Linked DNA regions of Homo sapiens: all the other regions are linked to region 1. A link is a contact called in ENCODE Hi-C or POLR2A ChIA-PET data. All regions are on one chromosome and are shown on one strand. Each heading gives the region's core, a stretch centred on a gene start or an enhancer-like site at or near the end of the contact. The rest is flanking DNA. Distances are from core to core; before and after follow the strand shown.

Region 1 (3,000 bases), core at 145-2,644:
GCTTCGCCATTAAGAAGGTGGAAGCTCTGCTGGGTAGAAACCACCATTCTCTGAGGTCTGAGACTTTAGGCATTCTCATTCTTACAGACTCTGTCTCCCGGTCACAGTTGTACATTGGTCCTCTCATTCCAACCAAACTACAGGGTCTCCATAGCGTGAAGCATGTGGTCCTTAAACGTGTTGGGGAAAGCTGCTAATCAACGTCCTTAAGGCTCGTCAACAATCAGACGGCAAATCACAAACTTGCTTCCTCAACCCGAGAACAAACACTCCAGGTCCCCAAAGAAATGAAGGTTCCTTCCACTCCCACAGGAAAACTACCAGGTTTCAGTTCTTTCGCTTTATTTTTTAAAAGACAAATAAAAAATTAACTGAACACACGTGTTTTCCTACCATTCTCATACTTTTTAAAAATCCCTCCATTTTCTTCCTTCCTTTATTTACGTTGGAAAAATTCTTAATAAATAACGCCTGCTTGAAAGACATCAGGAACTCATTTTGAGGACTGAGTTTGCAGAAGACAAGGCAGAGAGATGAGTGGGCAGAGTTGAGCTGAAATTTTTAAATTCCTGCACGGCAAAGCAATTGTGCGTATCTGTTTTCAAACAATAAAAGCGTCTGGAATTGCACAATGTTGCAGAGCCATGCGAGGCGCGAGGAGCAGGCAGCCGGAGGGCTCCGTGTCACAAAGGCTGCCGGGGCAGCACGCGAGCCAGAGTCACGACAAGCCCGGGTCCCAGGCTCGCTGCTGCCTCAAATCTCATCCGGTCCCAAAGCCAGCTGCCCTGCAGAGAGGAGCCTACCGGCACCGGGCACGTCTGTGGGAGGGCGAGGCTGGGAGAAAGTGAGAGGGGGACTGCGGGCGCGCGGGGCGGGCGCGCGGCGGGTCCCGGGAGGGAAAGGACAACGGAGCCGGGGGTAGGGGGTGGACGAGGAGATGTGGCAGAGGCGCATTCCCTCTGGCTGATCTTGCCAGGGAGGAGACCTGAGGACCGGAATCGGTGACCGACAGGAGGGGGAGGGGGCTCCCGGGGGCCGCAGGTCGAGGCGCGTGAGCCGGACACGAGGTGCGCGCTGCAGGGTTGGGGAATCGGGGACGCGTGGGTCACCTGTATTGTTTGAAAAGCTGGTCCGACTCCCTGAAGCCGTTGTTGAGCAGCATGTTGATGCCGGCCAGGGCCAGCTCCGCGTCCTGCAGGGGCGCCGCCGCCGCCGCTGCCGCGTCCGAGTCTCCGTCGTCCCGCCGCCGCGGCCGCTGCTGCTCCGAGCCGGCCATGGGCGTGCGAGGCCCTGCGCTGGGCCGAGGCGAGATCGGGAGCAGCTGCTGCGGCCCCGCGCGCGCCCGGAGCCCGGCTCTACCTGCCCGGAGCCAAGCGGAGCCGGGAGGGGAGGGGAGGGGAGGGGAGAAGACGGGAGGGAAGAGGAGGGAAGGACCGCGGAGGGAGGAGCCGCGGCCCGGCTGCGGCGCGGCGTGGGAGGTGGGCGTCCGGCCGCCGCCGCGGGGATTACTCAGCAGCACCCGCCCGCTCCTCTCGCGCCCTCCGAAGCACCCAACTCGCGCGGGCCCCGAAGCGGAATCCGTTTCCGGGTGTCTCTCACCCCGCCAAGCCGGTCCCCGAGCGGCGGCCGCCTCCACTTCCTGCAGCCCCCGCGCCCCGGCCCCTCCCGGGTCCCCAAGCCGCGCCTTCGCCCACCGCCCAGGACTGCTCGGACACACGCACGCGAGACCCGGAGACCCGAGCGCCCCACCCTCCCCCGAAGGGGCCGGACCCAGGAGTCGGGAGGAGGGCAAGGCGCGGAGGGAGAACGAGCGTGCGGATGTGGAAGGAAAGGGAAAGGGAAGGGGAACTCCGCCCGGGCCGCTATGCTAGCGCGCGGCGCTTTGTCCACGAGTAACTGAAACTCCACGAGTAACTGAAACCCCACGCAGCCCGCGCCCGCGACCCCAGACTTCATCCCGACCCTGGGGCCGCCCCCTAGGACCAGGGCAGCCAATTCCCGAGGAGGTGGGCGGCGGGGGCGGGGTCTCTGGCACCTGCCCCGCAGCTCCCCGGAGCCCCGCGCTGCGGGACTGCAAGGCAGAGCCCCTCGGATCCCGGTACCACCCACTCCAGCCCGCCACCAACATTTGCGCAGTGGGGCAGGAGGAGAAATGGAGGCCTATATGCCATGTGCCCAAATATTTAAAAGTTATAAATTCAGCTGCCAAAGTGTGTTCTATTCTCACACTGCCAATTATTCTTGCAAAGCTTTGGCGTTCATATGACCAAATGTCAGCAAAACATCAAAAGTGACTGAATTTAACCATTATCACAGAAGTCTCACTGTTCTGATGATGGGCTGGTGATATCTGGATGCCTAATATTCTAGAGACAAGCAATTCATAAATCATCTTTATGTTTTTTCCACAAATTTATTTTTCTCTAATTTAGCAAAATCCCTTAATGTAGTGTTGCAATCAAGATTATGCTCTAATGCCAAATTGGACAACCTTCCTTGAGTCGCTGTCGTTTTTAGAGTGTAGTTTATTAATTTCAACTTGAAGAAACTTTGCTGAAACATTTATAACAGAATTTTTTTTAAATGAAAGCAATCCTCAGGTTTAGAAATAACTCCTGAATTTTAAACATTATGTCATCCATTATCATGGGACCAATATAATAAGTTATTACAGAAAAATGCAAAATAATTTTGTCATGTAAGTTGCTTTTACTTATTTTGTAAATTGTACCATCCCTTATAAGAATATCTAAATCCATACAGGATTTTCAACTTTTATAAATAGAAATTTTAGAGTAATAAGAATTACTGCCACTCCTTAAGTGTCATGTGTAACTGTTGCAAAGCCATGCTAATTCTTGAGTACATCTGGAACCACAAACTGGAACACTGACAGAAGCAAGAAAATGGACGATTCACATCCTTGGGAAACAGTACGTTGTAATGCAGGAGTCACTGCATTCATGCTGTCTGAGAAGAAGGATTTGACAAGCTGACCTT
Region 2 (3,000 bases), core at 134-2,633, 480 kb before region 1:
TATCTGTGACATTTCCAACTTGGGGACATTGTGAATAAAGCTGTTGTAAGCATTCTTGCACGGGTCTTTGATGGCATATGCAACTCTGTGGTGTAGACTTAGGAGACGAATTACTGGTTCATAGAATCAGTATCTATTGAAGGGTTTTAAATACTGCCAACAATTTTCCTAAGTGGTTCAACCAATTTGCACTTTCAGCCAAAGGATCTGGGAGGTTCAGTTGTTTCATACCCTTGCCCCTTCTAGGGGATGGGGAAGAGGTCATATTGACAGAGAAACAGCTTGGGGCAACCTTCAGGGGCAATAAAAATATTCCATATATCAACCTGGTTGGTGGTCATATAGGGGTCACAATTTTTACATAAGTATGTAAAAATTGATCAAGGTACAGGTTTAAGGTTATACACTTGTATGTAGGTTCTGCCTCAATGAGAGATGAGAGAGCAAGAGATTAAAAAGACAACAACCAAATGTAACGGGTGAAACTTGATTGGCTCCTGGTTCAAAACAAAAAACACTTATCAGAGACAGTTTTGAATCACTTGGAGAAGTTTTAATATGGCCTGGATATTAGATGTTATTAGGGAATTCTTTTTCATTATCTTAGGTGTGATCATTGTATTGGGGTTATTTAGGAGAATGTTAGTATTAGGAAATGCATGCTCGGGTATTTAATTAGGGATAAATTGTCATGCTGCCTGTAACTTACTTTCTAATGTTTCAGCAAATGTGTCTGTGTGTGGGCGGGGGGGGGGGGTCTGTGTGTGTGTACACATAAAGATAAAAACAAAACAACAAAACAAATATGGAAAAAAATGTTAACCATTGTTGAATCTAGGTGGTGGATATGAACTTGTTATATTATTTTTTCAACTTTTCTGAATATTTAAAACTTTCCAAAACAAAAATAAAATGTGTTTGGGGGAAGATATAGAGAGTTGAAGTGACCAGCTTAAAATAACAAGGTAACAAGGAGAAGACCCTAAAAGAAAATTCTAGCAATCTTGACCCTCTCTGTGCCATCCTGTACATTGTCGCTTCCCGGTGTTCAAGACTGATTGTTAAATTTGAATATGTTTTTTAAATTTTATTTCCTTCTTCAAAGTGCTTCCAAGAGTCTAACAGGAAAGCACAAAGACACCCCTAGATTTCTCTTATAAATAAACTTGCATTCTGCCTGCAAATCAAACCTCCCCCTGCCCCCATCTCTCGCCTGTTACACAGCTACTTTCAAAATCACTCCACAATCATTTGACCCATGTCCATATTCCCTTTTTCTAATGCAAAAGCTAAATTGAAAGCTAAGCGGCCCTGGCAGCCCACAAAACCCCATGATTTCTGCCCTGAGCGGGAGGGGACCCGGTGAAACGCCGCGCCGCTGTTTCAGGTTCACTGCCCAGCTGCCACGCTCAGCCGAGCTTCTCAGGTGGCTGGGCCACTTTGAAGGTTTACTTTCAATTAAAAAAAAAAATAAGAAAGAAGCCAAATCAGCAGCTGTCAGGGATGCAGGGGAGATTTATTCCGGGTGGTCAAAGGGGAGCGTGGTCCCCAGTAAAGGCCTAAAGTTAGGCAGGAAGGAAATTCAAGCTGGAGAGAGAAATTCCTCCTGGCAAGGTCAGCCGATGCTGGGCTAGTCCTTCTGGGTAAGGCTGCCCGATTCCTATTGCTGGACCTGCTCAAAAGGGAGCCGAGGAGTCGGCTTGCAGACACTTGGAGAGTGGGTTTGGGGAGGGAGACTGTCCAGGGGGAGCTTTGAAAGCAGAGCTTATTAATCAGATGAAACCAGGCCTGAGGGATCCAAACATGACTGATTTTCAAATTGCTTCCTGATTCAAAAGCTGGTGTTGCCCACCTCAAAATGTGATGAGGTGAAGAGGCCAGGTCCCTGGGCAGTTCTGCATGCATCGAGCTTCCATTGAAGTCGGCCTGTGTGAAGAAGCAGAGCAGCTGTGCAGAGCGGAGCTGGAGTGGGGGGCTGTGGTTTTATCACCTTTCATTTCCTGTCTCAGTTCTGATATGGCTTTAGACGTTTCACATGCAAGTGTGAAAACTAGCATGTGCTTTGCAGAAGGAATCAGCCAAGCGCCCCGCTAACCCTGATCAATGCCCTGGTAACTTCTAGAACCAATCAGTCAAGCTACATGCATGGGTTTTAAACTATTCTCATCCCCTCTCCCCTGTTTACAGCCATGTTATTTATCCACGCAATCCCGGAAGTAATTGGAATATAGAAGCTCGAGTGGGTTCTATGCCCTCTCCATTTCCTCTGGACGTACTAATTATCCATGTTATACCCGCTTGCTTCTTACCATGGGTAATAAGGGTTATCACTGACGCTGTTAGTTAAGCTAATAGACATTGCCCAGATATCCCAGACCTCATTAGGTATTTAAGATACCTATATGTTTTTTATATTTTTATATATATTTCAAATACCTATATTTATTTTATATTTGTATGCATTTTAAATACCTAATGAGGTATTTAAAATACATAAATGTATGTAAATATATGTATTTAAATAAATACATATATGTATATATAAAATACATATATGTATATATAAAATACATATATGTATTTAAATAAATAAATATATGTATATATAAAATACATATATGTATTAATATATGTATATATAAATACATATATGTATTAATATATGTATATATAAATACATATATGTAATTTAATATACGTATATATAAATACATATATGTTTTTATATGTATATAAATACATATATGTATTTTAATATACGTATATATAAAAACATATATGTACTTAAATATACATGTATTTAAAATACAGATATATGTATTTAAATATACATGTATTTAAAATACAGATATATGTATTTTAAATATACATGTATTTAAAATACAGATATATGTATTTAAATATACATGTATTTAAAATACAGATATATGTATTTAAAATACAGATATATGTATTTAAATATATATGTATTTAAAATATGTATATATACACATATAGACA
Region 3 (3,000 bases), core at 166-2,665, 450 kb before region 1:
TAACTAAACGTGCTTTATCCCTCCTCCAAGTGACCATAGCACTTCTTAGGTCTTCGTGGGGTCTCGTGTTACTCTATACTGCTATAGTCATTTCTGAACATCTCTTGTCCACTCTTCTACATCAAAAACTTACTGGAAGAGACTAACCTAATCTTCTATAGATCCCTTGATTACCTAATAGTGCTTGCATACCTAGCAGTATTATACAGGCTAGATACTATACTAACATTTGTGACCTAGATTGGGGTTGACCCATATCTGCAGAGAAATTAAAAAAAAAAAAAAAAGAGAACTAACATTTGTTGAGTAACAACTGTATTCCAGGGAATGAACTAAGTATTTTGTGTGTTTATTTCACTTTAACATAAATGTAAGCTTTATGTAGTTATAGACAAAAATAATCTGAATATGCCAGATTAAATTATACTAGAAACTCCTGTAAAATAGTATCATCAGCTGACATTTCTGTACATCTACTTATTATGATAAGCATTGTTTAAAAATAAGAAGCATCAGGCAGTGAAAAATTATAAAGTGCGTGTTTTCAGAGAAAGTTGGTTTGATTTCTATGGTCTCTTAACGATGATATAATGCTATGATATCATATTATATGCAAGGCAGTTTACAGTTGGGTATATTTTACAAAATTCTATGCCATATCATTAAATTAATACTATTAATCATATTATTTAATTGATCTGAATACGCTATTTTCTGATTGCACTGGTTACTAGCATATACATAATTTCTTATTACTCCAACATTGTGATACCAACAAAACCATATTTACTTAAAGAGGAATACTTATAAGCCTAAACATATGAGGAAAATAGCACCAGAAACAAGTAACTCTTACATTAAAATTTTGGAGCTATACTGGACTTATCTTTATTCTATAAAAAGAAAATAAACTGTTTTCAGCTGAAAATTCCCCTACCACACTGATTTACATATGTATAACATTCCCTTACAGTGCCATATAGCCCCCTCCAAAATTTAATACTTAAACTTTTTGTGTTTATTTTTCCCCAGTTGTATACAGTCCCCTGAAATAACAAAAGCTTATTTTAAGGATTTAGAAATAAATTAAAATCGGAAAAGACTGTCTTAAATAAAGACATATAACTTACCCACAAAGAAGTCAGAGATGGCCAAGTTAAGAAAAAAATAACTACTTCGATGTCTAAGGTTTTTGTCCACCACAAAAGCTAAAATGACCAAAGCATTTCCTAGCATTATAGCAAAAGCTACTAAGGACATAAAAAATGCTAAAGTAACACGAGTGCTTAGTGATAAATTGATTGTGCTATTAGTATCTGGCATCACATCAAATGATGAAGAAGGTCAAATTAGCAAATTAATCCAGCCAGACAATTCTGACAAGTATGTTTTCTAATCACATACCTAAAATGTGTAGTCTTCCACTCAAAACAACACTGTTTTAATCTAATGCTGATCTCATAGTACTTCCTGATTCTTGATAAAGTAAGCTTGTGGTAACAGTTTCCCTTTAACTGACACTGAGAAAGTATTTCCAAAAAACAGTGAAATGTTTTACCTTAAACATTTTACTGTGATGCATCCATCTCCATTATTAGAATAAAATCATGTAATATCTATAAAATATAATCATTATACAGGAAATAAATTGGGCTCACACAAGGTTCATTGTTGTTGTTGTTGTTGTTGTTGTTGTTGTTGTTGTTGTTGTTTGGAGATGGAGTCTTACTCTGTTGCCCAGGCTGGAGGCCACTGATGTGAGCTCGGCTCATTGCAACCTCTGTCTCCCAGGTTCAGGCGATTCTCCTGCCTCAGCCTTCCAAGTAGCTGGGATTCCAGGCACTCATCACCATGCCCAGCTAATTTTTGTTATTTCTTGTAGAGATGGGGTTTCACCATGTTGACCAGGTTGGTCTTGAGCTCATGACCTAAAGTGATCCACCCACCTCGGCCTCCCAAAATGCTGGGATTATAGGCATGAGCCACCACACCAGGCCATTTTTAAAACTCGTGTAGATTCAGTTCAATATTCTCATCTGGCCATGATGGAGTAACAGGGGCTGAATTTCACAATCCCATCTGAAACAGCCAAAAAACTAGACAATGGTTTTCAAGGCACTTGTCATTAACAAGGAAGGACGGTGATCCCTGAGAGAACGGATGAGGTCTGCAGTTGCCCCACCTTACTATCTTGAGAGTTCCCAGGGCATGGGCAGAGAGGGGAAATCCAGGCAGAGCCCAGGAGACTCCCTGGGATGAGGAAATGGAGTTGAGAGTACAGGAGTACCAGAGAGGATTCTGAACTGCAGAGCCACACTGAGCAGAACTCCAGAGATCTGCAGAGGACCCCCTTCAAGTATTCACCAGAGTACTGATTAGCACTTGTGGAGGAACTGTTTTTAGGCAAGAAAAAGAACCACTCGAAAATATTAGAGGCAATAGTACCCAATGCTCACAGAGGGCTGGTTATAGTGCCTGCTCCCATTAGCCAAATGGAAAAAGTTCCTAATTCATGGGACGTTGGGCAGTACATTCAGAAGGGTCTTGCCTCAGTAGTCAGGAATAATTAGCCCTATACTAAATATTTCTTGGGTTCTTCCTAGCAAATCTTAAAAGCAAAACCTGAAAGGATCAAACTGTTTCCAAGCAGCTTAATTGCAACCCTGAACACAGCTCAAGAATATTTATATAACATAAAAATATCCAGTACCCAACAATGTAAAACTACAATGTCTTAAATCCAATTAAAAATTATCTGACATGCCAAGAAGCAGGCAAATGTGATCTATAATAAGGGGAAAAACATCAATCAATTGAAGTCAACTCAGAAATCACACAGATATTAGAATTAACAGACAAGAACATTAAAATAGTCAGATGGAATATGGAAAAACGAAAATGGAATATAGCTGTATTCCATATTTTCAAAAAGATATGTAAAGATATAGAAGATTTTTTAATCAAACATCTAGAAATAAAAACTAGAAGGTCTGGACTAAA

Evidence for each region. Hi-C counts contacts between places; a loop is a spot of excess contacts on that map. ChIA-PET counts read pairs that join two places held with the same protein, here RNA polymerase II (POLR2A). Pooled maps may share reads with other maps.
Region 2: a loop to region 1 is called in a map of OCI-LY7, with 7 times the contacts of the local background. The contact joins the enhancer-like site here to the promoter of TTC39C in region 1. A Hi-C loop is called at or near these places in 1 of 168 maps with a recorded cell type or tissue (OCI-LY7), 7 of 37 single-sample maps with no recorded cell type and 6 of 50 pooled maps.
Region 3: a loop to region 1 is called in a pooled map, with 2.6 times the contacts of the local background. The contact joins the promoter of HRH4 here to the promoter of TTC39C in region 1. A Hi-C loop is called at or near these places in 1 of 50 pooled maps. POLR2A ChIA-PET finds 5 or more read pairs at or near these places in 2 of 52 experiments (activated CD4-positive, alpha-beta T cell and activated CD8-positive, alpha-beta T cell).

What each region holds. Positions count from the first base shown.
Region 1 is chr18:24,013,148-24,016,147 of GRCh38, reverse strand. It overlaps TTC39C (tetratricopeptide repeat domain 39C), which reads right to left and starts at 1,394. Exons shown (of 14, transcript NM_001135993.2): 1 at 1,110-1,394. The coding sequence starts at 1,276. It overlaps TTC39C-AS1 (TTC39C antisense RNA 1), which reads left to right and starts at 688. Exons shown (of 6, transcript NR_110796.1): 1 at 688-844. RefSeq lists silencers at 978-1,157, 1,238-2,157.
Region 2 is chr18:24,491,079-24,494,078 of GRCh38, reverse strand. No RefSeq gene overlaps it. Among named protein-coding and RNA genes, the nearest start is that of HRH4, 32 kb to the right of the region's middle. RefSeq lists an enhancer at 1,689-1,858 and a silencer at 2,039-2,098. Within about 2 kb of position 1,383, at least 2 of the 41 ENCODE cell types and tissues checked have a DNase peak (open chromatin) inside an H3K27ac peak, as active enhancers do; they include OCI-LY7, where a contact is called at or near this core.
Region 3 is chr18:24,459,052-24,462,051 of GRCh38, reverse strand. HRH4 (histamine receptor H4) reads right to left here and starts at 1,415. Exons shown (of 3, transcript NM_021624.4): 1 at 1,131-1,415. The coding sequence starts at 1,323.